Regions from separate parts of the Homo sapiens genome. Here region 1 is linked to region 2. Evidence: chromatin loops called from intact Hi-C (ENCODE). Cell type or tissue: GM12878. All regions are shown on one strand. Each heading gives the region's core, and the rest is flanking DNA. Links, peaks and the distances in the headings are about the cores only.

Region 1 (17,015 bases), core at 8,666-11,165, 84 kb before region 2:
TAATTAGAGCTGACACCAAGTTTTCCCCTTCATTTATGACTTTTCATTGTTTTCCTCATATTCCTTACCCATAACAAATCTTAAAAAGCTATAATCCCAGCTGTTCTCCATCACCATCATGTCCAACTCCATGTGCTTTCTTTTTCCATTTTTCTTCCAGTGATTTTATGTATGTGTGTTTATTAAAGTCCTAAAATGGGGAAAGTATGGCTGATGTGCAACTGTTGAGTCCTGCAATACTGGCTTTTCTGCCTCCTAGAAGCCTTGGTGGTGAGGGTAGAAGCGGGAGCCAATTCATAAAAAGAGAGTGAAGAGTCAAATAAGAAATTTGAGGGTGTTTATAGCTGTCTGTAAATTATGCTTTGTGGAAAATAGAGTTGGAAGTGTAATTGAGGAACAGGAGTAGACCAGAAATATGAACCATTGAAAGGCTCTCTGCTTAAAGATGCTTATCTTTTCTTCCCTTCCCCTGTGACTCATACCTACTGTTCATTAGAAATGCATGTGTTTTAACTGGTCTTTTTTAAAATGAAAATGTTCTGTAATGTTAAGTCTTCATCACACTTTGTGTGACTTAATCAGATTGTGAATAGGAATTTTAATTTTGAGTGTGAGGGAAGGACAGTGGAGGGAGAGCACTAATGGGTAGAAACTCTCCTGTGTAACAGGGGCTATGGGAGACAAGGGTATCATTGCATGCTCTTGTAACTTTTGTTTTGAATTCATTGAATTTTTTAAATGAAGAAGATATTAGTGAGAGTCTAGTTTAATTTATTTATTTTATAGGTTAAAAAACGATCCAGAGAGATTTACTTGTTCAGGTCTTACAGCTTGTTAGTGATTGAAAAGGGCCAGTTCAATCCATTGTCTTTTTAATGCCATATTATTTTTGTATTACAGTGGCTTCCTAGCCATTCCTTGACTTGAAGTGAGAAGAAAAGGATCAAAGAGAAAAAGAGACAAAAAGTAATATGTATATGTGCCCTTCCACCTTCTCATTCTTTTCTTCCTTTATTGTCAGCATATTATAATATTCTGGTTTTCCATATCTGAAGAACAGATCCTGCTTGTACGGCTAAGGAGCTGTTTTATTGCAAGTATTAGAAAACAAAAATATTAGAGCTTTATTGAGGAGGAAAGTAATAATATATTTTAAAGGTTTTCTATGCTATTTTATTTGTGTTCATCAAAAACACAAGATCACTTTTTGTGTAGAAAATCTGAATGGGAAGCAAAATCTGACTGGAGAATCCAGTGGTCCAGAGTTACTTTAAGAAGTGAATATGTTTAAATAGCAGGGCCCAATGACATGCATCCTAGGGCACTTAAAGATGTGGCAGATACCATTGCAGAGGCACTAGCAAATTACCATGCACAGGATGTGAAAAGGGCAGAGTAATGGTAGGGCTTCTAAGCCACCACTTTTGTTAATCTAGTGCTCTTTACCACCTCCCCCAAAGCTATAGAAACAAAGAAGCTATACAAAACTCATATTATCTGCATTGCACTGGGCTTTGAAGACACCACTTATCCAGCCATACCCCATTTTCTCAACTTACGCATCCTAAATGTAAATCCAATGTGGGTTTTAAGAGCTTGTATAATGTCTATGGAAAATAGAGAGTAGAAATAGAGCTTCTATTCACAAGTGTTTCTTGAATCCCATTTTTTAGAGTACATTTAGCATACTGACTTATTTGATCCTCTAAGCAACTCAGAATGTCTCTGATATAATGCATAAAAATAAAGATAGCACAGTGTGCAATAAAAAAGTTTACATTCTTTGGATTCAGTTTGTATTATCAATCCAGACCTTTTTATTTGTTTGTTTCTATTATGTACCTTGTCTGCTTCCACAAAAGGATTTGAGATAGATTGGGATAACATGCATGTACAATAGTAGGACAGCTGAAGATAAAGTTAAAGGGTAAACAGTCAAGTGAGGTTACCTCTTCTAGGAACCTGAGGTAAAATGATTATTGTATTTAGATATTAAATTTAGCTCTCAGCTTTGGCAGTTAAAACCAAAGGGAAACATAATGAATTGTTTGTTTTAATTGTTTGTTTAATTAAAGAGAAGCACATTACTTTTAACCTTAAATCATGGCTATTTAAATACACATGTATTATCTCTGTAAACTTTTTTGTTTGTTTTTAGAGGCAGGGTCTTGCTCTGTTGCCCAGGTGGAGCTTACTGTAACCTCCACCTCTTGGGCTCAAGTGATCCTCCTGCCTCAGTCTCCCCAGTAGCTAGGACTCAGTTGTGAGCCACCATGCCCAGCTAATTTTTAAATTTTTTTGTAGAGATGGGGTTTTACTATGTTGCCCAGGCTGATCTTGAACTCCTGGACTCAAGCGATCCTCCTGCCTTGGCCTTCCACAGTGCTGGGATTATAGGCGTAAGCCATCACGCCCGGCCCTTATAAACTACTTTAGAGTAGAAACCATATGGATCCACGTTTGTCTCCATCACAGTTTTTAGCACAAGTGAACAAATGGTTGAATATGATTTATTTTTAGGAAAGTAACTTGTTTTGGCACTAGAATCTAAGAGAAAATTTGGCTTCTGGAATCTTATGAACAAAATACTGAGTAATGTAAGTTATTGACAACTATTTCAGCCAAAGTTTTACAAAAGAAGCAAAACAGTTCTTTGTATAGCCCTTGCTTTTGTTAAACCCACAGAAACTACAGGGGGCAACTAGGAAGTGCAGGGTGGTATCTTGAACAAATGAGATTCTGAGTCGATGGACCCAAATCTAGTCCCATATCTGCTTTGGTTTCTGTGACATTGGGGAAGCTATATAACCTTACTGAACTTTACAGATTTCCTCATTTGTAAAATAGGGCTAATAATAATTTTCTCAAAGGCATTTTGGTTTGTTTAAATGAGGTAATCCAGGTACGCAACAGTTTCTTTTGAGAGAAAATATTTTTCTTTAAAAAATTTTTTTTTTACTTTAAGTACCAGGATACATGTACAGAATGTGTAGGTTTGTTACATAGGTATACGTGTGCCATGGTGGTTTCCTGCACCTATCAACCTGTCATCTAGGTTTTAAGCCCCACATGCATTAGCTGTTTGTCCTGATGCTCTCTCTCCCCTTGCCCCTGCCCAGTGTGTGTTGTTCCCCGCCCTGTGTTTATGTGTTCTCGTTATTCAACTCCCACTTATGCATGAGAACATGTGGTGTTTGGTTTTCTGTGTTCCTGTGTTAGTTTACTGAGGATGATGGCTTCCAGCTTCATCCATGTTCCTGCAGAGGACATGATCTCATTCCTTTTTGTGGCTGCATAGTATTCCATGGTGTATATGTACCACATTTTCTTTATCCAGTCTATCATTAATGGACATTTGGGTTGGTTCCATGTCTTTTGTATTGTGAATAGTGTTGCAGTAAACATATGTGTGCCTGCATGTTTATAACACAGTGATTTATATTCCGTTGGGTATATACCGAGTAATGGAATTGCTGGGTCAAATGGTATTGCTGGTTCTAGATCCTTGAGTAATTGCCACACTGTCTTCAACAATGGTTGAACTAATTTACGCTCCCACTAGCAATATAAAAGCATTTGTATTTCTCCATAGCCTCGCCAGCATTTGTTGTTTCTTGACTTTTTAATAATCGCCATTCTGACTGGCATGAGATGGTACCTCATTGTGGTTTTGATTTGCATTTCTCTGATGATCAGTGATGTTGAGCTTATTTTCATGTTTGTCAGCCGTGTAAATGTCGTCTTTTGATAAGTGTCTGTTCATATTCTTTGCCCACTTTTTGATGGGGTTGTTTGTTTTTTTCTTGTAAATTTGTTTAAGTTCTTTGTAAATTCTGGATATTAGACCTTTGTCAGATGGGTAGATTGCAAAAATTTTCTCCCATTCTGTAGGTTGTCTGTTCACTCTGATGATAGTTTCTTTTGCTCTGCAGAAGCTCTTTACTTTAATTAGATCCCATATGTCACTTTTAGCTTTTGTTGCAATTGCTTTTGGCGATTTCATCATAAAATCTTTGCCCATGCCTATGTCTTGAATGGTATCACCTAGATTTTCTTCTAGGGTTTTTATGGTTTTGTGTTTTACATTTAAGTCTTTAATCCATCTTGAGTTAATTTTTGTATGAAGTGTAAAGAAGGGGTCCAATTTCGGTTTTCTGTATATGGCTAGACAGTTTTCCCAGCACCATTTATTAGATAGGGAATCCTTTCCCCATTGCTTGTTTTTGTCAGGTTTGTCAAAGATCAGATGGTTGTAGATGTGTGGTCTTATTTCTGAGGTCACTATTCTGTTCCACTGGTCTATATGTCTGTTTTGGTACCAGTACCATGCTGTTTTGGTTACTGTAGCCTTGTAGTATAGTTTGAAGTTAGGTAGCATGATGCCTCCAGCTTTGTTCTTTTTGCTTAGGATTGTCTTGGTTATGTGGGCTCTTTTTTTGGCTTCATATGAATTTTAAAGTAGTTTTTTTCTGAGATAAAATAATTTTCTGAACTAAGCATGGGCTTTTCAGTTAGGCTGACTTTGGATTTTGCTGTTTGATCATGGGCAAAGCACTTAACATGTCTGCTATGGTTTGAATGTGTCCCCCAAAGGTCATGTGTTAGAAATTTGATCCCCAATATGGAGATGTTGGGAGGTGGGATCTTTAAGATATGTTTGGGTCATGAGGGCTCTGCCCTCATGAATGGATTAATGCAGTTATTGTGGGAGCGGGTTCATGACAACAGGAAAAGTTTAACCCCATCTTAAGTGTGCTTTAGCACCTGCACAGTATGCAGGTTAATTCTCTTGGCAAGAATCTTGCCCTTAACTGGTTTGTTTACAACAATGCCAACAGCGTGCAGGGTAACATTGTAGACTCTTCCAGGTTTGCCATGGTAACATTTGTGAGGTGTTCCTTTTTGAACAGTACCTATTCCCTTGATGTCTGCAGTATCACCTTTCTTGTAGCTTCACGTGTATGTGGCCAAAAGAACAACTCTTTTCTAAAAGGCCTGGAGAACATTATCAGGTTCCTCCCTTACTAGAAAATGAGAGTGTCCCACCTGAAAAACAACTAGTATACTTTAATACACTTTAAAGTGACTACATAATATTTCACAGCTTAGATGTGTCATGGTTTATGTCATCTTGGCTCTGTTGATGGGTACTTTGTAAGCTCCACTTTTTTTGAGACGGAGTCTCGCTCAGTCGCCCAGGTTGCAATGCAGAGGCACAATCTCAGCTCACTGCAACCTCCACCTCTCAGGTTCAAGCAATTCTCCTGCCTCAGCCTCCTGAGTAGCTGGAATTACAGGCACATGCGACCACACCTGGTTAATTTTTTGTATTTTTAGTAGAGATGGGGTTTCACCATGTTGGTCAGGCTGATCTCGAACTCCTGACCTTGTGATCCACCTGCCTTGGCTTCCCAAAGTGCTGGGATTACAGGCATCAGCCACCTTGCCCAGCCAGCTCCACTTTTTTTATTTGGTGAGGAAAGTTGAAATCATGCATTTGTACAATTGTGGATTTGTTGGAGTTTTTTTTTTTTTCTTTCCGCTTAGTCAGTTCCTAATTTGTACATTTTGAAGCCCTATTCTTAGGAGTATTATGATATTTTGGTGAATTGACCCCTTAGTCATTATTAAATGTTTCTCTTTATTCCTGACAACGTCATTTGTTCTAAAATCTGCTTTTTCTAATATTAATATAGGCAGCCACTCTTGCTATCTTTTCTGCCATTTTTTAGTTCTTTTATTTTTAACAGATATATGTCTAAAAGGTAGGTTTTGTGTGGAAAGCATGTAGGAGGGTTCTTTCCCTGATTTCAAGTAGTTCCTTCCATCCCCACACAAGAGAATAGTACTAAGCCAGAAAATTGATGAAACCAATCTTCAGCTTTCTTTCCCCTCCCTCTCTTCCCCTCCCGGCTTTCTCCCTCCCTTCCCCCTTCCCCCTCTCCCTCTCCCTCCTCCTCCCCACTTCTCTCTCATTCCTCTTCCCTCCCGCCTTCACCTTTCCCGCTTCGTTTTGGCAGGGTCTCCCTCTGTTGCCCAGGCTGGAGTGTGGTGGCGCGATCTTGGCTCAGCGCAACCTGCTGGACTCAAGCAATCCTCCCACCTCAGCCCCCCGAGTAGCTGGGACTACAAGTATGTACCACCACATCCAGCTAATTTTTGCATTTTTTGTAGAGATGGGTTTTGCCCATGTTGCCCAGGCTGGTCTCAAACTCCCGGGCTCAAGCGATCCACTTGCCTCAGCTTCCTAAAGTGTTGAGGTTACAGGTGTGAGCCACGATGCTGGGCCTAGCTTTCTATGTGGCCAGTTTCTCTGGTATTTTTCTCTGGAAATTGCAGCGACTTTGACCTGTGTACATTCTGTGATCTGTCCTTGACACTCAATTACGTAGATGGGGTCTGGTTTGACTACCTCCTCCCTTACAAGGTGGCCAGGAAACCTTCTCAATGTAAGATTCAACTTACCTATTTCCTTTCTCTCCAGGATCACTATTCTGCCATGTCTGTGTGTCTAAAAGTGTTTCAGGCAGAGGCAGGGGGATCTCTTGAGGCTAGGAGTTTGATATCAGCCTGGATAACTTAGTGAAACTGTAGTCTCTCCAAAAAAAAAAAAAATCGTTGGTCATGGTGGTGTGCAACCGTAGTCCCAGCTACTGGAGAGGCTGAGAAGGGAGGATCGCTTGAACCCAGGAGTTTGAGGCTACAGTGAGCTATGATCTTACCACTGTACTCCAGCCTGGATGACAAAGCCAGACTCTGTCTCTAAATGAATGAATGAATACAGTTGTGTCTTCTTATTGTTTAGAGTTGAAGTATATGTAGTCCTTGTTACTCCATCATAACTGAAAGTGTAATTTTGCTTTCATTCTTAAATGATATATTTGGAGCATATAATCTCATTTGAAAGCTTTTTTTAGCACTTGCAATGTGTATTTCTACTGTGTTCTGGCATTTATTATTTTTTATGATGTCAGTAGTCATTTTTTTTCTATACGTTAATGTGTCATTTTTCTCTGCCTTCTTTCAAGATTATTTCTGTATTTAAACTTTCTAGTAGTTTGTGATGTGCCTGGTTGTACATTTTTTGTATTTTTCCTGGTTGGAGATCAAACTTTTATTTATTATTTCTCCAGAGTTTTTTTTTTTTTTTTTTTGCCTTGTGTTCAAGACTAAAACTTTTTTCTTGCTTCATTTTTTCCTTCTGGTCATTCTTGTATTCCTGTAATACATGTGGTAATCCGTTGCTGTGTCCTACAGTTTATGATGCTCTGTTTAAAACAAAAAAAAAATCGATTTTCTGTTTGTCGGATCGGATAATTTTTACTGATCTATGTTCATGCCTACTAACTTTTCCTTCTGTCATATCCAATCTGCTATTTAGCCCATTCAGTGATTTTTAAAAATATTTCAGATACTATATTTTCTACTTCTAAATTTTCCATTGCTTTAAAAAAATAATTTCTATTTCTCTGGTGTGATTTCCTATCTGTTTAATCATTGCCAGCATTTTTTTTCAAATTAATAAGTTTTATTTTTGATATTTATGTTCATCGTTTTATCACTTTTTATGACCGAGGTTTAGTGAATAGTTTTAAGTTTTTGTTAAGTAAATTAGTAGGCCCTCCTGTACTCTGGCCCTCCTTTCTGTGTTAGTGGTGTTCACATCAGTTTTTTAAATGAATGATTTGGTGCTCCTGGTTTCTCCAGTGTATTTTTTGTTACGGCTTCTGCTTTTGTTTGTTTGTTTTCAGACAAGGTCTTACTCTGTCACCCAGGCTGGAGTGCAGTGGCATGATCACACATCCTCGACCTCCTGGGCTCAGGTGATCCTCCCACCTCATCCCCTCGAATAGCTGAGATTACAGGCGTGCACCACCACACGCGGCTAATTTTTGTATTTTTAGTACAGATGGGGTTTCACCATTGTTGCCCAGGCTGGTCTTGAACTCCTGAGCTCAATTGATCCACCTGCCTCGGCCTCCCAAAGTGTTAGGATCACAGACGTGAGCCACCACTCCCGGCCTATTAAAGCTTCTGAAACACAGTCTACTAGATTGCCTTCACCAACCCTTTCTCACTTCTAGCTTTAATAGGCAGGAGTGCTGCTTCAGCAAAAAGAAGGGTGAGAGCAAGTTTAGAAATGGCAGTGTTGAATGAGGTGAAATGAGAATAGGTAATGTGTAACAGATCATATTGAGTGATGATTATGGGCTGGCAGCATCTCTAGTAATCCTGAGCTGCTTTCTGGTACTTACATCTCATGTCCACACCAGCAGCAAAACTTGTCACTTTAAGCCTTTGAAATATACTTAGAATCAGAACCTGGTTACTTCTTACCCATCTACTCTGCCATCACTTTGTTCCAATTCACCATTATCATAGTTTGAACTGTTGGAGTGGTGTCTAGATTTTTGTTCTTCATTTTTCCACCAAGCAGCTAGAGAGGTCCTTTTAACACATAAATCAGACAATGTCATTTCTTTGCACACAGCTCATTCATTTCATGGCAAAAAAGGCTATATATGATATGGTTCTTTATCTTTCTGATCTTATCTCCTAATACTATCACCTATCAATGCTCTGCTTCAGCCACATTGACTTCTTTTTAAAAAATTTTAAAAAATATTAATAACTTTATTCTTTTCTGTTTTTACTGGGGCTGGCATAATAAAATACAACCGCAATTTTTTTTTTTTGAGATGGAGTCTCACTCTGTTGCCCAGGCTGGAGTGTAGTGGTGCGACCTCAGCTCACTGCAAGCTCCACCTCCCAGGTTCACGCCATTTGCCTGCCTCAGTCTCCCGAGTAGCTGGGACTACAGGCGCCCACAACCACGCCTGGCTAACTTTTTGTATTTTTAGTAGAGACGGGGTTTCACCGTGTTAGCCAGGATGGTCTCGATCTCCTGACCTTGTGATCTGCCCACCTCGGCCTCCCACAGTGCTGGGATTACAGGCATGAGCCACCACGCCTGGCCATTTTTTTTTTAAAGTTCCAAGTATATTCCTGTCTTAGAGCTTTTGCAGGTATCGTGCCCTCTGTTGTGTATGCTTTCCAACCTCAATATTTACATGGCTGTCTTCCTCAATTTTTTCAATCTTGCTCAAATATCATCAGAGAGAATTCCCCTCACCTGTATAAAATAACATCTTTGTCTACCCTTTTCATTTTCTCTCCCCCTTTTCTTAATGTTTTATATGCATATGTATGTATACACATGTGTGTATATATGTATTTAATGGTTTCACTCTACCTGTTAAAGAAGAACCCTTTTTGTTTCATTTCTGCATCCCCAGGGCCTAGAAACAGTACTCAAATACTTCTTGAATGCATGACTGAATAAACTGGATAAATATTTGTGTTTATAAGGGAAATCAGTGGGCATATAGCAGCATTAGGACTCTGGAGAAGTGTGGAGTAGTTAGGTAGGGGTGTGTTCTGGAGAGAATAAGTTACTGGAGTGGACATGTTCATGCTAAAGATTATTTGTGGGCAGATTACTTGGGCAGATAGTAATACATGAAGTCAGAAGCCTTTCTGGATTATTGGTTTCTCTTTGAATCCACCAAGGACAGTTTTTTTTTCTCTTCATTTGACCCCATGATATAGGATTAGGTTTCTTTCTTTTTCTGTTTCTTCTTCCTGTTTTTTTATTTATTTTTATTTTTTTATTTTTTGGCTTCAGAGTGAGCAAGCTTTCTTTCACCCTTTCTTGGCTCTCTGGTTTATTGTCATAGCCAGTCCTTTCCTGCCAGCTTGATTGTCTTCCCTCTAGTGGCTGGCTCTCATCTCCCTGGCTTCTTTTTTGTCAGGAAGGGTGTTGTGTATGTGCACTTTATCCCTGAATGCTAAGAGAGGACTTGTCAAACTGACAGTTGGTGTGACTGCTGGCTGCCACTTGACACGGAGAATGACATCTAAAAGTCTGCATTTGCAGCCGTGGACCTTCAAGAGACTCATAGAAGAGGCTGTACTTTTTCAGTGAGAAATAACCACATCTATGAACATTTAGTATTTATAATATTAAAATGTATCCTTTCACTAAACTATATTTAGCCCTCATACTGTTCATCCTATCTTATATTACTGATCTTTTTCATGTGATAAATAAGATTATGTAGAAAACACCAAGATTTTTCAGGAGTAGTGTATAATAATGAACAAGGTTTATTTCATTTGTTTCTTGTGTGCATTACATCATTCATTTCCCTCCCATTTTGACATCTGCAATGGCTCCCTGATATCTACTAAATATAACTATTTAACCAGCATCTAAGGCAATTCATAATATGCCCCAACCTACTTTTTAAAATCTTATTTCTTAGTCCCCTCACAGATTTTCTCTACCCTATTCCACTGGTTTCTAAACAGGTTTTTTTTGAAGCCTCTTAGGCATTCCCTTGGAAAGGTAGGGGTCAAGTCACCAGATTTCTATCCTCAACCTTTAGGCTTTAATCTCTTTTGCATATTTTGGTTTCTTTAAAATAGGGCTCTATAACTAAAAGAGGTTTGAAAGTCACTCCATTTGTCTGGTCAGATGATTAGTCTCTATGTCTTTCAGTCTGTCTCTGCCTCTTTCTCCTGTACACATACTCCCTAGGGCCTTATACTTAAACATTTTCTTGTGGCTTTACTTTTCTGTGTAGTTCCTTCTGCCAGGAATGCTAATGTCTCCAGTTGATCATTCATATAGTGAGTTTTGCTGGTTAGCTGGAACAGTGTGACAGTTTTAAACATTTTATTTTTATTTCTAAAGAATTTCCAGTAAGCTGGGAATTAAGTGTTTCGCATGATCAAAACGTTTAGGGATTAATATATGTTTTGTTACCTTATGACATTGTATGAACGATGGAGAAAGACAGATTTTTACAAATGTTAGAAATGTAAAGTCTTGAATTGGGTCATAATTTTTTCAATGAAGGTGTGAAGTTTAAGTTTAGTGGGAGAGAGTGATTCAGCATACATATGGTTTTACTTGTAGGGTTTTTTGGTTTGTTTGTTTTGGGGTTTTGGTTTTGGTTTTGGTTTTTTAATAACATAAGCTGTATATGCAGCCAAGATAGATTACATTATACATATTATTTTTCTTCCATCTTTATCATCAAATACTGAGTTCTCTCACAGTGCTTTGATTCACACTAGAGATTTTTTTTTATTTATAATGCAGATAAGTAGTATGTTTTGTAATGATAGTTCTCATTTCTGGATACTTTTAAAGCTTCAGTTTTCATGTCTTAGTAATAGGATGTTAATTATGTGATATTATTTTATCTTTAACATTTTTCACTGTAGAATATTAATATGGAAATGTTGCTCAGCAGTCTGCAAAGGACTGTTGCTAGTGTAAAACATTAAGTCATTTCGCTTAGAAAATCTGTGGCTAGGGCCGGGCGCGGTGGCTCACGCCTGTAATCACAGCACTTTGGGAGGCCAATGTGGGCGGATCACGAGGTCAGGAGATCGAGACCATCCTGGCTAACACGGTGAAACCCCATCTCTACTAAAAATACAAAAAATTAGCCGAGTGTAGTGGCAGGCGCCTGTAGTCCCAGCTACTTGGGAGGCTGAGGCGACAGAATGGCATGAACCCGGAGGCGGAGCTTGCAGTGAGCCGAGATGGCGCCACTGCACTCCAGCCTGGGTGACAGAGCGAGACTCCGTCTCAAAAAAAAAAAAAAAAAAAAAAAAAAAAAAAAAAAAAAAGAAAATCTTTGGCAAAATCACTGGGGATGATTTTACCTCCCAGGATCATTTTGATAATGTCTGGAGACATTTTTGATTGTTACAACCTAGTGGCAGCTGGGGAGGCGGAGGAGGCACTACTGGCATTCAGTGGGTAGAGGCCAGAGTTGTTGCTAAACATCCTGCCACTAAATAAATGTTTTTGTGGCCCAAAATGTCAGTAGTACCAAGATTGAGAAACCCTGAGCCAATCTTCTACCATACCTAAAAAAAAAATTTTACTTAGAAATATTTTAATTTGTTTGTACAGGCATACTGATTTAGTCAGCCATTATCCTAATGATTCCTTTAAAAAAATTTTTGGAGTGGGAAAATAAAGACTTTTTCTACTTTAGAAAAGAGCAGATCTTTAAAAAAAATTGCTTTTCTTAAGGGTGTAATTGTGAAATAGCTTGCTTTCTTTTTCTCTTTCTCTTTCTTTTCTTTTTAGTTGGCTATCTGAATCATTGAGATGAACTGAAAATTAGATCTTAGCAAATAATTCTGCCAACAGTGGAACTCTAAGGCTCTGGTATCAGCTTAAGGCAGCCCAGCCTTACTTCAGAGTCCCCATCGAACAGATCGTTCACCTTGTTGGATGAATTGCTTCTCTCTCAGGATTAATTAAGAAAATGTTAATACTTTTCTTCCTCTTCTTGCTTCCTTGACCCCTAAACACAGTGTTAACAGCTTCTCTACCTGTACATCAACAATATATCAGTGTATACACCTTCTGAATCCTTCTATATCTTTCTCCATGCTTGTCCAAAGAACACATGCACAGTAGTTTTGGGGTCATTGTTTTTTTTACAGACTTCTCTGAGACATACCTTTTTCACTTTTACTATGTAAGTTTCCCTGGTTGATAGAGGGCTTGACTTTTTAATAGCTGTAATTATATTCTATAGAATAGACAGAGTGGATGTTCGGAATTTACTGAACTCTTCGCTTAGATATTCAACTGTTTTCTGTTTTTTAAAACCATTTTAAACAATATTGCAAATACATGTATACTTTTCTGCTGAATTTTTATTTACCAATAAAATTGGTTTAGTAATGTTTAGTACCAAGAAGGATTAATGAGGATAACCACAAATTATTTGAGCTTCAACTTTTTTTGAAAGTTGTATTTGACCAAAAGGTCCTTCCTCCACACAATTTTGAAGATAATGTAATTACTGCTCAACCTGACCTGGATAGTGTTATTTCCTTGTTTAAAGGGGGCAAGCAAATAGTTTTAGCTAAAATGACAATATAACAGAAAACCTGTAGTTCCACAGGATGAATAAAGACAGACTTAGAAATTATATTGGTAAATATGTTATTTTAAGAAATATTAGTTAAAATTTCAAAAGCAGATCATTCAAGGCAGCAACAGAACCCTTGTTAGTTGCTTTATTGATACAGGGATCCTAATACTGTCTGAAAACTTTTAACAAGGTGTCAAATTCAGAATATGCTTTTTATTGTTAGTAATGTCTATTTATCTGATGATTCATACTTAGTAAATGCATAAATATTGAGTAAATGTTTTAGATTCATTGATCTGCAAGGCAGATGGTATAAGAATAGCCTGGATACATGAATTCTAATCCTACTTGTGCTGTTGTTGACTAGTACCAATATGCCAAGTTTTCACCTCCTGAGAGTGCCTTTCCTTTCCTTATTGTAAAATTGATTGTTTCTAAAGTGTTTTGATTATAAAAATTTCTGATTTATTATCTTGCACATTGTTTTAAAGAAATGGATGATAAAATCATATACTTATTTAATATTGCATATTTCCATTTCCCTGGCTCAGTGCAGAGTAAATCAACAACATTGAAAAGCTAGTTGGGAATCGGAGATGATAGATAGCTTTTTCTAAGTTTTTAGGTCCTTAACCAATATTTGGTATGAGATTCGCTCAATGGTGTGTATGTGTGTGTGTGTGTGTGTATTTGTGTGTTAGAATTCATCAGACAAGAAAATTAATTTCTATTTTAGATATTTTACAAAGAATCACTTATTCCTAGGATTGTTCCCCAAGACATCTGAAATCTTAATTTGCATATCTATGTGGCAAAGCTTTAAATTTAAGTTATCCAGTAGTTTAACATAAAATCATACTGAAACACTCATTAACACATTTGAGTATACTATGTAAGTTCAGAATATAAATTACTTAGTACTGAGCCATGCTGCATTAAGTTAATCTTTATGTTGTTAGATTATTTTTATGTTAAGGAAACATTATCCCAGATTCGGTTTTTCTAGATACATAGAAAGGGACATACTGGATGTTTTTATTATGTTGAATGAAGCTGTGCATTGAAGCTATTATACTTAAGAAACATTTTTATGACAGTTTAGCTTTTTCAGCTGCTTTCATTATGTTGTGTTTTTTAGAAGTCTATTCAGGGTATTTTTAATGTCTTAACTAACAATATGATTTTTGAGCTATGTTTCTGTCGTGTTGTTTCTCATCACTATATGGATAGAATTAGTTATATAGTAACAATGCCTCTGTGCTCCTTTACCACCACAAAATACTTATTTTATTTTAATTCTTATTTATTAGTTGAATTATTTATTACATTAATTTAATTCTTATTTTCTTTGATGTTTTATGAAGCAGAGTTTATTTTCATAATTGTGTCTCATAATTCTGTACAATAATTGTTGGAGGAGTATGTTTAGTGAAAACAAATTAAAGGTGGAAGAGATACTATTCTTCCTCAGCATTGGTAATAATGAAGCTCAATTTCAAGTCATATACTTTTTTGTTATTTGGGTATTGAATATCAGTTTTTGTGAAACTAATATTGCAACCTATACAGTTGAAGAAAGAGATATTTCTGATGTAATCTTATAAATCAGGGTGTAGGAAAATAAAAACTTTATTTTGTAGATTAAAGCTCACCCTATGTTACATTAAATTTTAATAACATTGATATTCTGCTTGCTTTATGAAACCTTTTATTACAAACAGTTATGAATATGAACATCTCATTTGACTACTGATGAACAGAGGGAAAAATCTAAATTAAAACTTTAAATACCACTATTTAATTACCCAAATGGCTTTGACTGTGTTAAAGAGTGTCTGGGATTATTCTGTTTTTCAATTTGTTTTAATGCTTCCTTGGTAAAAGCTGATGGATTCCCAGGCCCATTGCTGTCACTGATGAACTATATAAAGATAAATGACATTATGGTAAATTCCACTTAATGACACATTTTTAATTTTCAGAACACAGACATTTTCAGGCTAGTGAATGAAGGCTAATTACCTCAAGATCAGAACAAAATAACTCCTCATTTCGAAAGATAATAGAAAAGAAATGTTGCAGATTAATGATGCTATTTATCTTTAAAGGAAAAAAATTTTATCTTTATCCAGATAGCATAGCTCCCTAAGGAGCGTGGTTATAAAATGAATCTGAAGTCGCAACTTAATAGGTTATTAAAATTGTGAGTGCAGGCTCTCCTGCTTTAGTCTTTCCATAAATTTAAATTGAAGGTCTGCTTTATTCAAAAAGGAGCAGCTTGTTTATGAGGCCAGTGGGAGCAGCACACGTTACTGACAAAAGATGCACTTAACTTCATTCTAATGTCTTGCTTCTTTATTTCTCTGAATGACTGTCACCTATTTGAAAAAGTATTTTGAAATTTTGTTACCACTCTTAATTGATACCTAAGTGGAAGGGCCATACTTAGACTTGTTTAAGATTAAAATAAAAATGAATGCTGTAAATAAAAGCTGTAAAGCCTTTACTGCACACATATAAATCAATTTGTAATTGATTTAATTGTGTGTGTATATTTTTAAACATTTTAATTTTGTTATATAAGAGGAAAATATCTTGGCCTATGAGGGGTTGATTTTGTGGTCACAGTTGGAATTTATGTAGGAATTGTTCAATAAATCATTATTCACAGTTAAAGGATTAGCAATAATCCTTTTGCTACACTCCCACACAACTAACAAAGTAGTGACTCAGAGAATATTACTTGATCATAGAGGCTTTAAACTGTTCCTGACATCCTAAACTCCTGTCTTTTGCTGTAGGTAATAGAACTGTTATTTCTTTACTAACGAGGTCATATAGCATTTTCTGTAATTTTCATTCTTGTCTCTTAGAAAGTACATGAATTGCCTGTATATGGTTCATATTTCTGAGCCACAGAAAAATGTTTGTGAGCATGAAAGGAAATAGTTGTTGCTTGCATCTGATAGAAATTTTATTATATTATTGTGAGACATTATTTTATTTATACCTTTCCAATTTTATTTGCTCTAAATGGTTAGAAAACATATGTTTATCTTGGCCATACGCGGTGGCTCACGCCTGTAATCCTAGCACTTTAGGAGGCCGAGGTGGGCGGATCACTTGAGGTCAGGTGATCGAGACCAGCCTGACCAACATGGTGAAACCCCATCTCTACTAAAAATACAAAATTAGCTGGGCATGGTGGCACACACCTGTATTCCCAGCTACTTGGGAGGCTGAGGCAGGAGAATTGCTTGAACCTGGGAGGCAGAGGTTGCAGTGAGCCAAGATCACACCATTGCACTCCAGCGTGGGCAACAAGAGAGAGACTCTGTCTCAAAAATAAATAAATAAATAAATAAAAAGTGTATCTTATAGGGAGAGCATTATCTCATTGCCCATGGCATAATGTTGACATAAAATTTTCTATTAAGACATTTCTTAGAACAGCCAGAAAACGGAAGTCTTTGTAATTTTAATTGTAGTATGCATTTGATTTTATGTTAACTGTTATGAAAGCCTCTTATTTTTAAAATGTTCTTAAGTAGTTTTGACTCTGTAGATTAAGGATAATTTCTAATAATAATTATTAAATTTGAAATAAGATATTCATATTTACTCAAAACTGTAGGAAAATACTATAAAATGCACTTTATCCTCTATCTCACTTTTCTTTTTATTTAAAATTTCAATAATATTCCTACAAGGCTCCCTTTATTCTTTATTTGCTACAGGTGTATCTATCTTACAGTGACTTAAGGAGAGAAGCTGATGAGAATTCTGAAGGTTATGTTTTATAGTTAGAATCCTTCAGTGAAAACACAGATGAATATTTTTTCTTAATACTAAAATAATGTGTTTATATAATTACCTTATTTCTAATTCTTAACAGTATCCGTGAAAATAAAAAGAAATGTTTCATGCATATGAGAGAAATTTCAGCAATTATTTGTATCTTCTAAATTCATTTTTAAATGTGGCAAGCACTGTGTCTATAAGCCTATATGTTATTTCACAATAATTTTTGGAAATTTTCTGTTT
Region 2 (17,015 bases), core at 6,833-9,332:
GAAACTTGGGGCATTATTTTTGTAAAATCTCAGTCAAGTTTCTCTCTACATAGAAGACTAGTATAACTTCAGATACCATCATTCATATCCATATCAGAATATAGTCCTATGTTAAAAGTAGAAAGATGCAATTTTAAACATGTTTTCCCATTAGTAATTGTCATGTGGTACATGATGAAATGAAATTGTTGAAATGAGTACCAGTAATTTTATTATTAGAGAAAGTCAGAACACTATTAATAAAATAATTTAGGGAGATTATATAGCATATTGGTTAAGAGCATGGTTTGGATGTAAACATGGGTTTGAGCCCTCTAGTCTGCCACTGAGAAGATTTTTGGTATTAAATCAATTATTATTCATATTTTTATGAATTCATAAACCTCACCTGTTCTCATCTGTGAAATAAAATTGTAATACCTACCTTTATAAGATTGTTATGAGAGTTAAATTAGAAATACAGGCTGGGCATAGTGGCTTATGCCTATAATTCCAGCACTTTGGGAGGCCAGGGTGGATCACTTGAAATCAGGAGCTTGAGACCAGCCTGGGCAACATGGTGGAACCCCATCTCTACTAAAAACACAAAAATTAGCTAGGTGTGCTTGAATTCTCAGCTACTCGGGAGGCCAAGGCACAAGAATTTGCTTGAGTCCGGGAGTCTGAGGCTGCAGTGAGCCAAGATCACACCACTACACTCCAGCCTAGGCAAATGAGTGAGACCCTGTCTCAAAAAAAAAGAAAGAAGGAAAGAAAAGAAAAATACATAAATGTTTAACTTAGTACCTGGCACAGAATAAGCTCTTTATATGTATTAGCTGTTTTTATGTCCTATATTCTTTTTTTATTAATTTAATCTTGATTCTCTTTTTCCCTCCCTCCCTCCCCCCCGTTCCCGCCCTCCCTCCCTGCTTCCCTCGGTCCCTCCCTCCCCCTTCCCTCCCTCCCTCCCCCCCTCCCCCTTCCCTCCCTCCCTCCCCCTCCCCCTTCCCTCCCTCCCTCCCCTCCCACCTCCCTCCCTCCCTCCCCCCTTCCCTCCCTCCCTCCCCCTCCCCCCTCCCTCCCTCCCTCCCTCCCCCCTCCTTCCCTCCCTCCCTCCCTCCCTCCCTTCCTTCCTCTCTGCTGTTGTTGAAACAGAGCCTCTCTCTTTCATCCAGGCTGAAGTGCAGTGGTGTAATTACTGCCCACTGCAACCTCTGCCTCCCGGGCTCTAGCAGTCCTACTGCCTCAGCCTCCCAAGTAGCTAGGACTACAGGCATGAGCCACCATGCCCAGCCATGATTTTCTTTCTCTAGAAAAGTCTGTTAGTGGGGATTTGAACATTCTTTTTGTATTATACATATTTTCTTTGAGGTGTCATACATTAAAATCAATTTCTTCAAAAATCAGGATGAGCATTTGTACAAAAGTATACAGTCAACTAGGATGAGGTTTTTTAAAAGTTGTTTTCCTTTTAACATAAAGTTGTATGTAATAATTTCCAATCCCTCGTGCCTTCTTGCTTCCTTTCTGGCAATCTCAACTTCAAATCAGTAATACTTATTATAGGTACATTGGTACCTATAATAACAAAGCGACTTTGTTCTGCAAACGTTGGCCTAAGCTTTGAAAACCATGAGCCATTGAGTTTTATGAATTCAAGTTAGACGGTAACAGAGGCCAAGACTCTAAGCAAGCAATATCTGAAAAGGAAGTACACAAAAACAGGTAGAAACTGTTTAACTGTTTTATTTCTCTGTGTGTATACATATTTATGTGTTTTTACACACAAAAAAGTACCTTTTTTGCATTTTATGTAGCTAGTCCTAATTACTATTATATACTTATTATAGGTACATTTATGTAGCTAGTCCTAATTACATTTGATCAATGGTGTTAAATTTTTTTTAAATATGTAACAAATGTGAAGGTTTTTCTTGTTTTTACAGCTTTTTTGCTCCATAAAAGTATTCTGGTTTTTATCAGGACATATTATATGTATTAGAAATGAAAGTCAACACAGTGTGAGTTTAAATGGTTAAAAAAAAAAAACATTTAACCATTTGGACTTAAAGACCTTCTGTCAATATTCTGTCTAGAGGCTGGGTGCAGTGGCTCATGCCTGTAATCCAAGCAGTTTGGAAGGCTGAGGTAGGTGGATGGCTTGAGCCCAAAAATTTGAGACCAGCCTGGGCATCATAGCAAAACCCCATATAACACAAAAATATAAAAAATTAGCCAAGCATGGTGGTACACACCTGTGGTCCCAGCTACTCGGGAGGCTGAGGTGGGAGGATTGCTTGAGCCCAGGAGGTTGAGCCTGCAATGAGGCATGATTGCACCACTACACTCCAGCCTGGGTGACATTGTGAGACCTTGTCTCAAAAAAAAAAAAAAATCTATCTATCTATCTATATAGATAGATAGATAGATTTTTTTATAGGTAGATAGATTTTTTTTTTTTTCTGGAGCTAAATTGAAACCCAAGTAGCTTTGGGGGCTTGTTATCCATCTAATATACAAATTCTTCCTTCTATACCAAGTCATGTCTTGCCATAATAGAAGGTAGAACTTTTAAGGAGATAGGGTACCACATTATGGTGAATGAATATTTCTTTTGTGGTCAAAATCATCAAACATTTGTCTATATTTACTGCCCCTGAATTCTCTCCTTCAGTTCTCTTTTTAATCCAGCCAGGTTTTTGCATCACCATTCCATCCAAACTTCTCTTAATAGGATCACCAGTGACTTTCCTAATAAATTCAAGGGTCAGTTCTCAGTCTTTTTCTTACCTGCCCTATTGGTGGCATTTACCATAATCGATAACACCTCTTCTTTGATAGATACATTGTGTTTAGTTGGTTACGGGGCACTGACCTATTCCCCCACCAAGTTTCCTCTCACCTCACTGGTTACTCCTAAATTCTTGCTCATGTTCTATCCTTTCTCTACACTCAAACCCTTGGTACTCTCACCCAGTCCTGTTCTAAATACCATCTCCATGCCATAATTGACAAATTTTATTTCCGGTTCAGATCTGTCTCTGAAACTTAAGACTCATAATCCAGTATCCAATGGCATACTCCACATCTTCATTTGAATATTTTAATACTATTGCTAATCCAGCCTGTCCAAACTAAATTCATCTTTCCCTCAAAACATGTTCCTCTGCATTTTTTAGTTGCAGTAATTATCATTTTAGTTGCTGAGGCCAAAAACCTGGTAGTCATCTTTTACTGTGTTCTTCTTTTACTTTTTTTTTTTTTTTCTGAGGTGGAGTCTCGCTCTGTCGCCCAGGCTGGAGTGCAGTGGTGTGGTCTCGGGTCACTGCAACCTCTGCCTCCCGGGTTCAAGCAATTCTCCTGCATCAGCCTCCCAAGTAGCTGGGATTACAGGCGCCTGCCACCACACCTGGCTAATTTTTTGTATTTTTAGTAGAGACAGTGTTTCACCATGTTGGCCCGGCTGGTCTCGAACTACTGACTTCGTGATCTGCCCGCCTCGGCCTCCCAAAGTGCTGGGATTACAGGCATGAGTCACCACGCCTGGCCTCTTTTACTTTCATATCCAGTTCTTCAACAAATCTTATTAGCTTTACCTCCAGATTATATTCAGAATTCCTCTACTTCTCAGCATACCCACTACTCCACCCTGGTCAGAGGTACTATCTTTTTTGGACTGAATTATTGCAGTAACATTCTAACTGATCTCCTTGCTTCTATACTTGCCCTTCCCATCTATTTTTTCTTCTCAGTGGAGTGATTCTTTGAGTTATAAGTCAAATCATATTACTCTTACGAGTTTTTGTTTCACTCAGAGTAAAAGTCAAAATCCTTATAATGGCCTACAAAGCCCTTCATAAACTAATACCTCTGTACTCTTATCTTCACATTCCCTTCATTTTCTGCACTCTAGCCATACTGGCCTGTCTCCGGTTCCTTAAACACATCAGGAATATTTTTGCCTTAAGAACTTTGCTTTGGCTGTGCCTACTGCCTAGAATGCTCTTACCGCAGAAGTACATGGCTAATTCTTCCATCTCCTTTAAGTTGTTGCTTAAATGTCAGTGAAGGGTATTCTGTCTACCCTATGTAAAATTATAACCCGTACCCAATTTCCATTACCCTGCTCTACTTTTTCTTTTTTCCAAAGCTCTTATGCCTCTCTAATGTACATCATTTACATATTTAATATGTTTGGTTTTTAATTGTTTCACTTTCCCACTAGACGATAAGTTCTATCAAGGAAAGCAATGTCTATTTTGTTCATTGATATGTATATCCCAAGCATCTAGAATAGTGCTTGCAAATGATAGTAACTGAGTTAATATTTGTTGAATAATAAACGAATGGTAAATATTGGGAATAATTGTAATGTTTAGTTTAACCCTGAATATACCGTCAGGTTTATTGGACCCAATTTTAGTTTGAAAATTTTTTTTTATTTTGAGTGTTTCTAACTATTTGTAAGAATTGAGGCCAGGTGCAGTGGCTCATGCCTGTAATCCCAGCACTTTTGGAGACCAAGGCGGGTGAATCACTTAAGCCCAGGAGTTCAAGACCAGCCTGGGCAACGTAGCAAATCCCCATCTGTACAAAAAATACTAAAGTTAGCCAAGTGTGGTGGCATGTCGCAGTAGTACCAGCTACTTGGAGGGCTGAGATGGGAGGATTGTTTGCACCCGGGAGGCGGATGGAGGTTGCAGTGAGTTGAGATGGGGCTGTTGTACTCCAGCCAGAGCGACAGAGTGAGACTCTGTCTCCAAAAAAAAGGAATTGATAGTACATACTTTGATTCTTTCTTAAACGTCTTCCAAAGACTAGAGAAGAGTTTTACTTTTCTTCACAATAAAACTAATTCTGTTTCAGAATTACTGTGTGGGTACATTGGACCCTTTTATAAATCTAAGATACTTCATGGCCTCCTGCCATATCTTGAAAAACTATACTGTTTCATCATCCTAGGAATAATTTTATCATTACTTATTCATTATTTCCAGTTGTACTGAAAAAGACTAAATTATTAATTTTTTAAAAAAACAGAAGAATGATGAAATTGCCTAGAAGGATAATGCAGGAGTGACATGAATCATCACTGTTACATCATCCTTCACTTTTATTATTGTGCTGCCTAAAGTATTGCATTATCTTTCAAGAATGTGCAGTAGAAGTCTGGAGACACACTGTCTTTATAATCTTCTTTCACTTTCATTGAACAAGGCTGAGAATTCACAATTTTATATTTTCCACACAAAATGGCAAATAGGAAATTGACAAAACATGTTTTCACAATTTTTAGATGAATCAGAAGATGAATGCAAAGAAACACGTAGTCTAGGTACTAGAACCTAATGATGTAATGAACTTCATCTTTTAAGTAATTCTCAGACTACGATTTTTCAGTGGATATTGGTAGATGTTTTTTCTAAAACTCAAGAACTGATAAGTGAATGATGTATTTCTGTGTAAAAAAAAAAAGCAGAGTATTCTCATAGTTACTCATTCAACAGAACATTGTTCATCACACAATATATGACAGGAATCTGAATCATCCTGCTTTGATAAGGACATGTGATTTTTTTTATATTTTATGATATTTGTGCATCTAAATTTACTTCATCTGGTTTCTATCAAATGGGCAAATGCTGTAGACAGGTATATATGCAGGGGCGATTAGAAGGAAATAGATGATATAGAAATGAAAAATTTTTTTTCAATTGATCATTCTGATTGTTGCTTATGAATCTAAAAGTGAAAATGTTTTACAGTTTTTTTGTTTTTGTTTTTGTTTTTTTGAGATGGAATTTTGCTTTTTGAGATGGAGTTTTCTCTTGTTGCCCAGGCTGGAGTGCAATGGTGCAATCTTGGCTCACCGCAACCTTCACCTCCTGGGTTCCAGTGATTCTCCTGCCTCAGCCTCCCGAGTAGCTAGGATTACAGGCATGTGCCACCATACCCGGCTAATTTTGTATTTTTAGTAGAGACGTGGTTTCTCCATGTTGGTCAGGCTGGTCTCGAACTCCCGACCTCAGGTGATCCGCCTGCCTTGGCCTCCCAAACTGCTGGGATTACAGGCGTGAGCCACTGCGCCTGGCCATGTTTTACAGTTATTAAGCAAAGAAGAAATATATTTAAAATCTGATATGAGTATTTTTAAACAGATGTAATCTAGGTTCATGCATGATAATTGATGAGTAGTTGCATTCCACATGTTGCATATTTCAGGTATGTTTATGGAATAATATGCGTTTGCTGTCTTTATAGTCTCATTAAAATGTCTTATAAAATTATTTTTCATTATCTCTTTATTCTTCTATAAATTATGAAATGACTTAGTTTATTAAAAGGTCCCATTGGACCCAGATAGTGAATGGTGAAAACTATTTTTCCTAGTATAAAGGAGCAGGAATATAATGAAAAGGCACTAGAGATGTGAAGATGACTAAACTTGGAGAGATGAAGTACTGGTGGCTGGTAGGGTAGTAGGTAGACTTTTTAGGCCAAGTAAATGAAACAACTAAACTGCTATTAAATTCAGAAAAATTAAAATGTTGTGTAAGAAGAAAAATAATGTACTTCATTCACTACATAGTCATTATATAAATTGAATATAAATTTAACCTGAGGATGGAGGGAGAAGAAATTCAGATAGGGTGTTATAAGATAATTAAATCCTCTTTTATTATGAATTTAGAAATTAGATAGATAAATCCATTAAAAAAAAACAGAATGAACATGATTTAGAAATATTCAAGTAAATACCAAAAGAAATAGCAAGAGGTGTAAGTGGTTGCCTCTTGGGAATGGGAGCTGGCATAAGGAGGAGAGAACTGGTATTGTTTCTTACATGGTATTTTAGTATTTTTAGAGTTTTTAAAAACCATGTGTATTGCTTTGATAAAAATTAATAGTAAAATATGAAACTGGATTTAGAGAGAATCTCGCTGGTATGTATCAAATGAAATTGAAGGCACAGGGAAAACAGTCTTAGATCTCAGGTGATGAACAACTGTAATGACTGGAAGGGGGAACCAAAGTACTGGCTTGGAAAGACATTTTAAAGGAATATAATGTGGAATTTTAAGACCTATTCTGATTGGACAATGGGAGTGAAATATTAGGTTAAGATGCAAACAAACCTGTTTTGAGGCACTCATAACAATAGGGGAGAAGGTATTTATGCCCATTTCAAGTGGAGTTGGAATGGTAGGTTGTGCTTTGGATATGTTATAGCTTGCAATGAATGTAATATAAACATTTGTGATATATCCTGTAAACAGTTTGAAGTGTGAGCCTGAACATGTTTGATCTAAGGTCTGGAGGAAGATGTGAAGCAAATCTGACCTAAAAAAAATTATAGGAAAAAAGCAAATTGTTCTGGATTTGTTTCACCAAGGAACAAGTAAGCAGAGAACCAGACACTGGAGAAAAAAAGGAGTCAGGAAGTAGACAAGGAAATGTTAAAAGAAATAATAGGATAACTGAAAGAATGTAGCTTCCAGATTGCTAGCTATCAGCAGATAGATAGAAACTTTTATACAGCCTTTAAATCTTCCCTAGAAACCTTTTTAAAAGTAGCTTCTTGATTAGATTTAAATGGGTTTTATTTATGCTTGTCATTTTACAGATATTGTAAATATACATATGGTATATTTTCTTTTTGCCTTTTGTGGACAGTTGGAGGTGGGGAACAGGCATCCATAGTCAGTATATTTAAAGGAAGAAAAAACAACTTCCATAATCTTGTTATATTGACTGTTTCTGTTGATACATTTTCCCTTTCTTTCTTGTTTCTTAGTATGATTTGAGGGTCATTTTAAATTTCTGAATAAATATTTTGTAAGCCAGGTGGTTCACTGACTGAACGTTTGGGACAGAGGTAATGGGAGATGAGGCCTTCTCTCTCTCTCTCCATAGACAAAGGCCTTAATATGACTAATAACTTAGCGAAAGCTCTATATGACCCTCTGCTAAGCACCTGTATTTATTTCCTCTTTCTTCTTCCTCCTCTACCTCTAAAAAAAGAAATCCCCATTTCTTTTACACACATGTTAAAAATAAAAAATTGTTTCTGGTAAATTTAATATGATTTAAAATAAGATGAACATTTTGATGCTTTACTTGCAAATTCTGCTATTAAAATGTGTTTTATTTAAACTATTGCCACTTATACAGTGAAAAATTTTAATGACTAAAACAGTTTTGTGACCAATGTTATAATTGAAAAGTATAAATTTGAGAAAACCAAGACAGAAAAAGGGAGCAGTTTCAGAAGAATGTAAGTGAATAAAGTGGCTTAGCCCTCAGGGGATTTGAATGTGGCATTGTGTGTATTTCAAAAGTTTCCGTTGAAAACAGATGCTGCTGATGAAGTTGGGAATAGTAACTTCATCTGTGGCTGTTTCAGTTGCTTATTAGAAGTGAGAAAGATCCCAAGGGGTTTATCTGGTGTAGTGGAGTTAGGCTCAGGAAAGGATATGACATAAATATCTGGCAGCTTTGTCTGTGTGGTCTTTAATCCATAAACACTGGTTAGGTACAAGCATGATTATCTATAAACATGCAATTATCTTATTTCATGTGGATTCTGTTTCTACCACAGTGTTATTTCAGTAATGGCAGGGTTGTTTTTTGAAGTCCATTTTAATTCTTAAGAACTGGTTATTACAGAAATTGTAAGTTTTTTCCCTAAACAAAGAGAACTGTCTTACTGAATTTTTATTATATAATGATAGTTCATTAAATTATTTACTGGCTTATGTGCCCCAATTCAGAACAGTACTTATTCATACAGTTGTCCATATGAATGTTTCCTTTTTTGCTTTTTCTTTTCAATTTTATTTTCTGATATTATTCATAGTATTCAAGTTATTCTGATAACTGGATAGATAAAATAGATATGGTCTCAGTCCATAGAGCACTTTGATATAGAGAGGGAAATAAAATATTTATTGACATAGCCCTTAATACAGAGTTTAAAAGTGCCCAGGATCCTTGAAAATATAGATAAGATGCTTTCAGACTATGACTGAAGGAGAATTTACTTCTACTACTAGAGGGAATTCAAAGGAGATAGAAATGTTATTTAATTAATTAATTCAGTAAATATGAATACCTATGGTAACTAAGCAATCATGCTTTGATGTTTGGAAGATATAAAGATAGAAATTACACAGTTAAGTCCAGATATTACAAAGTTGTGAGTGATCATCACTGCTTTTGAAGGGGTACCAGATAAGACTTCAGTGGAGGTGAGTAGGGACTTGATGGCCATATCCCAATTCCAAGTGGATGAATTGGGGGTGAATTCAGGTGTTCCACAGAATAAATGTATAGGCATAGCTGCAGAGAACAACAGGAAACTGGGGAAATTATTAGGCATAGCTGGAACATTGGGACCAGGAAAATGAAGCAAGAGAAACAAGTAAAGGCCAAATCATGAAAGTAAAGGCCAAATCATGAAAGGCACATTGTATAGTATACAAAGGAATTTTATGTGTATCCTGTAGGCAGCAAGGGACCATTCAGGGCAGAATGTATTCACATTTATATTTTAGAAATTACTTAAGTAGCAGTGGAATGAAAAGCAGTGTGTGATAATAGAAATAGTCAGAAGATATTTCATAATCTGGGTAAGATATTAAGTGGTCCTGAGCTAAAATCGTGGCATTGAGGCTATTTTGGATACCCTATTTATAGTATTTGATATGAAAAGTGAGAGAGAACCTGAGTTGAGCTTTCTGGTTTGGAAAACAGACTATGGTGCAAGTCATTGAGATAGAAGACATACAAGGAAGGAAAGTAGGGGTTTTGTTTTTGTATCTTTAAGGAAGAGAAAATAATTCCATTTTAGTGAATATGAGTTTGAAATACCTGTGAGACATCCAAGAAAAGACATGGCTAGAGAAGCAAATTTGGTAGTTCTCACTATGGGCATATATGACATAATCTGGGAGAAAAGTTGTAGAAGAAAATGGGTAAAGTATGGAGTATACCAAGTAACTAGTGAAGAGGAAACCACAAAGGGGGACAAGAGATAGGAAAGCATTTTGTTCTATCAGCCAAGAGAATTGTAAATGCCTCCTAGAGGTCAAGTGAGAAAACTGCTGAATATTATCTATTTACTTTAGGTTGGTGCAAAAGTAGTTGTGGTTTTTGCCATTACTTTCAAAGGCATAAACCACAATTACTTTTGCACCAGCCTAAATACATTGATTTTGAGGAGCTGAGCCTTAAAAGATATTCAAAGTTTGCAATCATGAAAATTGTACTGGGTTGGGTGGAAAATTGGGCAAAAGGTAGACAGTGTTGGAGATCAAGGGAATGCCATGAACAAAAGTACAGAACTGGAAAAGCACATTACAGACATGACCTTTTGTTTTAAAATATTACAAATGTAAAAAAGATGTATAAAAAGAAGGTGTGGACAATAAGTTTTATGCTATTACTTTTATGGTATAACTGCCCAAATACTTAAGTTAACTGGTGGGAGAGTTATTTACAACCTTTTCTACTTTTCCTTTTTTCTTTTTTTTCCTTAACATTTCACTATGTTTTAGAGCATTGAAAGAATGCCATCTCAGATCAGGGAGAGTTTTGGTTTCATGATGCAAGTACAGGAATAGATATTGAGAAAGTCCAAAGTTTTGGTTCCTTAAGGATTACAGGTATATACCAGCTATTGTTTCTTTTTTTTTTTTTCCGAATCTCTAACCATGAGCTCACAGTCTATAATGTATAGGCACACAGATTATTTGGGGATAGAACAGTTGCTAACAGACCTACACACTTAGTTTTACTTACTTACTTTATTTATTTATCGCGAAGGTTGTCATGCGCTGTCATCCAGGCTGCTGGCACGCAGTGGCGGCAGTGGCACCATGTTGGCTTACTGCAGCCTCAACCTCCAGGGCTCAAGCCCTCCTCCCACCTCAGCCTCCATATTAGCTGGGACTATAGGCATGCACCACCATACCTGGCTAGTTTGTGTGTGTGTGTGTGTGTGTGTGTGTGTGTGTGTGTGTGTGTGTGTTTCGTAGAGATGAGGTCTCACTATGTTACCTAAGCTAGGCTCAAACAGTCCTCCCACCTTGGCCTCCCAAAGTATTGGAATTGCAGGAGTCAGCCACTGCATCTGGCCCACACTTGTTTTAGAAGCTATCTTACATATAGGAGACTGTTTTAGTGATGTAATCATCATAAATTAATTTGTTATAGGCAGAATTCAGTATTGCTTTTTAAATAGCTCATTTTCCCAAATAATATATACTTTTTGTCCTTTTTAAAAGCTTGTTGTTAATTAAATTAGCCTTCTATTGTTAAAAATTCAATTATCATGGTTATTTATTTAACACAGTCATGCTTTTTAGGTAGCATTAGATAGCACATATTATTCTACTATATGGTAAATTCTTTGAGGGCAAGCACCATGTCTAAGACATCTTTCTGTCTCCAAAAATGTCTTTTACATGAGAGAGATTCAGTAAATATTTATTGAAAATTAACTTGACACTATTAAATGGAAACTTTTTAAGGAAAGTTGCATTTACATTCTTAAATCACCATTAGTGGCAAATTCACCATTGATTTGTGGAATATTAAATTCTAGTTCATTGTATGCTGAATCATACATACCTACCTTTTGGTGAAATATAATAATGAGTTTTACAATTTTAGATGTAACAAATTAGGATATCTGGAAAATGTAAGGCATCTATGGCTTCCTTATAAGAAGGAGCTATATGGAAATTAGGCTGAGGAAATGATTCTTAGTCTCTGGCACCTGCGGTGTAGATAACCAACTGGATATGCTGAACTGAGCCCTCTGTCTCAATAATCTTTGGTGATCTTTGGAAATACATTTTACTAGCTACTACCTTCTGTCAGATTGTCCCTAAAGGTCATGATAACCAGCTCTGTAATTATCTGTAGCTACTCTCTTAGTAAAGGAATGACGATCTTCAGCTCTTCTAACACAGCCAAATGTAAGCAGACTAAGTATAACTAAAGCTTGGGGTGAACTAGCTTCTATCTTTCAGAAATCCAGCCCATATTCTTCCCCAGAACGTTTGAAATGTGAATGCAGTCTGATATCAGTAAATAGCTAAATTACCACTGCATCTCCAACAAAATACAAGTCGCCCTTTTTTGCCCTATGTTGGAAAGCACACACATAAAAAAGTGAACATTAGTGTAAGCATAATGGACAGGGTTGCTTTGAAGACTAAATGATGTTTAAAGCAATTTATAGCCCTGGATCACCATGCACATATAAAGATGTTTCTCATAACTACTATGCAGTAATTGTCTGTATGTGTAATAAAGATAGCAGAATAGTTCCACAAATGGGGGCAAAGTGTAAAAAAATAGACTGTAGGTTATGGGTCACCCCCATGACCTAGTCACCTCTGACCAGGCCCAACCTCCAACATTGGGGATTACAATTCAACATGAGATTCGGCCAGGACATATATTCAAACTATATCAATATCATCACCAGATGAATAGCTAAACAAATTGTTATATCCATACAATGGAATACTGCTTGATTATAAAAAAATGAACAAATTGCTAATACCCAACAACAGGGATGAATCTTAAAAATATTCAGGAGGAAATGAGACAGACACAAAATAGTACATAACGTATAATTCCATATATGTGAGGTCCTGGAAGGGGCAAAACAAATCTATCGTGAGAGAAGGCAAATCAGTGGTTGCCTCAGGTGGGGGATTGACTGCACATGTGCACAAAGTAACATTTTGGGATGATGGAAATGTTCTACATTTGATTTTTATAGTGATTACCCAGGTGTATACATTTGCCAAATTGAATCCTACTGTATTTTTACATAGGTACATTTTATTACATGTAAGTTACACCTCATTAGTTTCCTTTACGGCCCTGCCTTCTGTAACTTTTTTCCTTCTCTCCCTAAAATTGAGGTATTATCCATTCTTCTGAATTTACCATAGCATTTGTTTGGCCTTCTCTTACTCTTTCTTTCTCCTTTCGTTTGTCACCTTGTCCTCTACTAAGGCTATAAGCTCTTTACATCTTTCTTTACCCTCTAGCACCTTGCTCATTTAATCTTCCAATAGATGTTTGTTAAACGGAGTTGATTTCATACAAAGAAAGAATTACCAGCTACTGCTTTGATCACGGCTCTGAAATTTGAACAGAATCACAATCCCAGTTATCAGCAAGAACAACCCTATAAAAGCAGCTATGGGTTGATGACAGGCATTCTTAGGGCAGTCTTAATTTTACAATTCAGGGCAGTCCCATTTAACATTCTATGGCATTGGGTGGTGGACACATGGAAGATGAGTGTTCCTGGGCCGTATGGAAAGTCCTCTTTAAGGCGAATTACCTTGTGCTAGTTGCAAAGGTCTGGAAGATTTAATTCAGGTAAATTACACAACGTGACAATGTATATAATTCCAGTAATGAGAGAAAATTAGAATCAGAAATTCAGTACTAGAAGGTGCCACCATGGATGCCATTTATTCTAACCCATTGTCATACAGACCCAGAGATCTTAAGTATCCTGCCCAACACCACACAGCAAATTAGCGGCACAGTTAACTCTAGAAGCCAGATTTCTATCAAGTACCATACCCAGAATTTAACAAGTTGGAGAATTTGCTGTTTGTGGAAGTTCTGAGGAGTTGCCCTAGACAAAGCTTTCCTTGGGGTGAGATTTTGAGTTTAGACACAATAGGTAAAGATCAAGGGCAGGAAGCTGCTGTCATTACTAGGTTCAAATCAAAACTGGAACCTTGGAGCCATGGCAGGGACAAGAATTGCCTTATGTGTTCCTGGTGATGTCTTTGCTTCATATACCACTTGAGAAATACTGACTTGATCTATTGTTGAAACTTAGTTTGTATACTTGTTGATGAATTTTCTATAGTAAGAATATGAATATGCTATAACTTTTTGAGGAGTTGTTAGTACAGTTGACCCTTAAACAACACGGGTTCGAACTTCATAGGTCTGCCTATAAGCAGCTTTTTCTCAACCAAAAATGGATTGAAAATACAGTTTTCATAGGCTGTGAAACCCACGTATATAGAGGGCCAACTTTTTATATGTGCAGGTTCCACAGGGCTGACGGGAACTTGAGTGTGCAAGGATTTGGTTCTACCAGGGTAGTCTTGGAACCAATCCCTCATATATACTGAGGGACAACTGTACACAAGAATATTTTTGAATCCCACAGGATTGTTAAAACAATCTGAATAGAGTCGATCTCCCTCCTTCAAACCTTCCTTTTTTACTGTTTTCTGTTTATGTGTAAATTTGGAGAGTGGTAACAGTTGCCATTTTGCATTTCATTGGTTTTATATTTCATTTTTTAAGAACAATTTTAAGTCAGTCTTATAGTTAACATAATTTCAAGTGGTCATTTTGAATTTTAATGATGAAAGACATTGAGATACAAAAAGCAGCTTTGAAAGTTGTAGCAAAGCATGCTTCATACATGGATCCTTTGAATGAAAGAATAATAGCATGGATGGTTGATGAAGGAATAGAAGCTGCTGCTATTTAATGTATTCTTCACTCTCAGTACATGGATACAGCCTCCAAATGTTACAAAGAAAATAATCATCAGCACAGCATCTCTGCATACCTGTGGATTGGTCTTTTTGTAAAGCAGCCTCATGGTTTTCTTAGAAAAGTTTTTTATTTAAAAATATATCTCTAGACACTTACTCCTGGTAGGCCTGGGAAAATGTAGATTACTTCATGTCTCTTCAAAAGCCTTTCAAAGAAACAAGTCAAGCTTGATTTGTGTTTTTGAGATAGAGGAAAGTAGTAAGGTAGGAGGACAGAGGAAATCTTAGCTTTAAAGGGAGAAAAAGATCTTTCAGTCCTTTTGTCAACACTTTAGTTTCTGCATTAGTCATAGGTCCCTTCCCCCTTGGCCATGGGTGGACCAAAGGAATAGCAGCCATTTGCACGTTTGTGAAAGGACAGTGGAAAGAAAAGAAAATAGCTGATACAAGAAAATGTGGGAGATTATTTCCCCCACTAGGTTTTTACAGTTGTATTTTTAGATTAATCAGTGGTTTCTGGATATTTGGCCTCCTTTTTTTTCTTTTATTTTGCTGTTTTTGATGTTATAAAATACAGTGCTAAGAACCTAACCCTATTAGTGAGATATTATTCAGAGTCTAATTTTTTTATTGTTATAATGAAAGTCATGTAGAATGCAAAGCTAGTGGACACAGTTAATACTCATATTTGGTAGAAATACTTTTCCTCTACCAAGCTGAGTTCAAATTGTGGGCCTGCAAGTTAACTGATACTGGACAGGTTAACTGGAGAAAAGATAAGGTTTATTCACACTTGAAGGAGCACTCAATATCAGTAACTCTGAAGAAGAGTTTAGAGGGTTATAGAAGTAAGGGGTTATGCCTCTTGCTGTGGCACACCACAGATGCCAGCACTTTGGGAGGCTGAAGTGGGTGGATCTCTTGAGCTCAGGAGTTTGAGACCAGCCTGGGTGACATGGTGAAACCCTGTCTCTACCAAAAAAATTATAAAAATTAGCCTAGCGTGGTGGCAAGTTCCTGTAGTCCCAGCTACTCAGGAGGCTGATGTGGGAGGATTGCTTAAGCCTGGGAGGCGGAGGTTGCAGTGAGCCAAAATGGTACCACTGTACTCCAGTCTTGGCAACAGAGCAAGACCCTGTCTCCAAAAAAAACAAGAAGTAAGGGGCTATATACCAACTTAACAAGAGGGGGTAGCTTAGGGAGTCAAAGGACAGAAAGATCTCATTTACACAATTTTTTTGTTATGTCTCAGTGCCCAGTGTCAGTCATCTCCCTCCTGTGGATCCTCCTGGAGGTGTGAGAGGGTTGTGACAGCTGCCTCAGTAAAGCTCTGCTTTAGTCAGATAAAAGAAGTTAAGATTTCATTCTGCATCTGCTGTTGTATTTTTGGGCCCTTCACTGATTTTTTTTTGTTTTAATATTTGTATGTAGTCTGATGCTTTTCAATGTATTTTCACATACCTCATTTTATTCTCACAGGACTTTTTAGGCAGACAGGGAAAATACTATTATCCCATTTCACAGGTCAGAAAACTGAGACTCAGAGAGGTTAAGTATTTGTCCAGGGCCACATAATTAATAACAGAGCCAAAATAGGAATTTCAGGTATTCAACATTTCTCAGTGTACCTTTGGGGTCCAATTTGAGTACTCATAAATTGTGTAATCTATTGTCAATCTATAAGTCCTTTAAAAGTGCCACGGTTAAGTAATAATTTATTTGTTTTGTAGGAGAAGATGGTATAAACTGGTCCATCAGTGACAAAGACATTGAGGTAAAATCAAATTGTTTTTAAAATTCAGAATAATAATTTCCTTTGCTTCATAGTTTATTATGATAACTTTTGGAACATTAATAAGTTTAAGTGGCTTATAAGAAAACATTTGATTTTAGCATATGAGTGATTTAACTCTTCAGAAACTTGGTTCAGCCTTGAGTTTTGTCAGTGAGTTAATAGCTGTAATCATCCAGTCCCCTTTCCCTTTCTGTTTCTCTCCTGCGGTGAGTCCTCTCAGCCCATATGGCCTGGTACCACTAAAAAGATCAACACCGGAAATAACTGCTTCTTCAGTGTAAGGAAATGGTTAGTCTATTTTTAGGATGTGGCAGGTGTTTGTCTTTGTCGATTATTAGCCTTAATTGTGGCAGATGCTACAAAAAGAGAATAATTTTATAACTTGGTTTTGGGAGATAGCTAGATTGTACTTACATGTGGTCCACTTGGCCAGTTCAGCAAAATAACAAATAAAAGATGAAAACTTTTTTAAAGATGGAATTCTACCAAACAAGCTAAAGCATGGTTGGGATTTACAGTTCCTCTTTAGATATTCCATATGATATGCATTGTTGGTACTCTCTTACAAGATCCTAGATTTAGATTAGAATATGGGACAGTTAGAATTGGGTCACTCTGTAGGCAGAATGGATCTTAAAAGGATTCCAGTGGAAAGAAATTATCTCATTCCTTTATTTCTA

The links. Peaks named below come from ENCODE experiments on the same cell type or tissue, not always from the same donor. Only the 100,000 strongest peaks of a DNase experiment are listed, where the experiment ranks them.
Region 1: a loop joins it to region 2, with 2.4 times the contacts of the local background. A loop is called at or near these places in 5 of 110 quality-filtered maps.

The regions. Positions count from the first base shown.
Region 1 is chr9:37,200,363-37,217,377 of GRCh38, forward strand. The region is part of intron 2 of ZCCHC7 (zinc finger CCHC-type containing 7); the gene reads left to right. Among named protein-coding and RNA genes, the nearest start is that of ZCCHC7, 88 kb to the left of the region's middle. RefSeq lists a silencer at 9,710-10,004 and an enhancer at 12,993-14,192. In GM12878, for the core only: a CTCF peak has its summit at 9,789 (motif pointing left); no DNase peak of the experiment used is centred there; H3K27ac peaks cover 2,132 bases.
Region 2 is chr9:37,285,918-37,302,932 of GRCh38, forward strand. It overlaps ZCCHC7 (zinc finger CCHC-type containing 7), which reads left to right. Exons shown (of 9, transcript NM_032226.3): 3 at 16,271-16,314. Among named protein-coding and RNA genes, the nearest start is that of LINC01627, 100 kb to the right of the region's middle. RefSeq lists an enhancer at 16,575-16,624. In GM12878, for the core only: no CTCF peak of the experiment used is centred there; DNase peaks (open chromatin) are centred at 7,915 and 8,344; H3K4me3 peaks cover 340 bases; H3K27ac peaks cover 2,500 bases.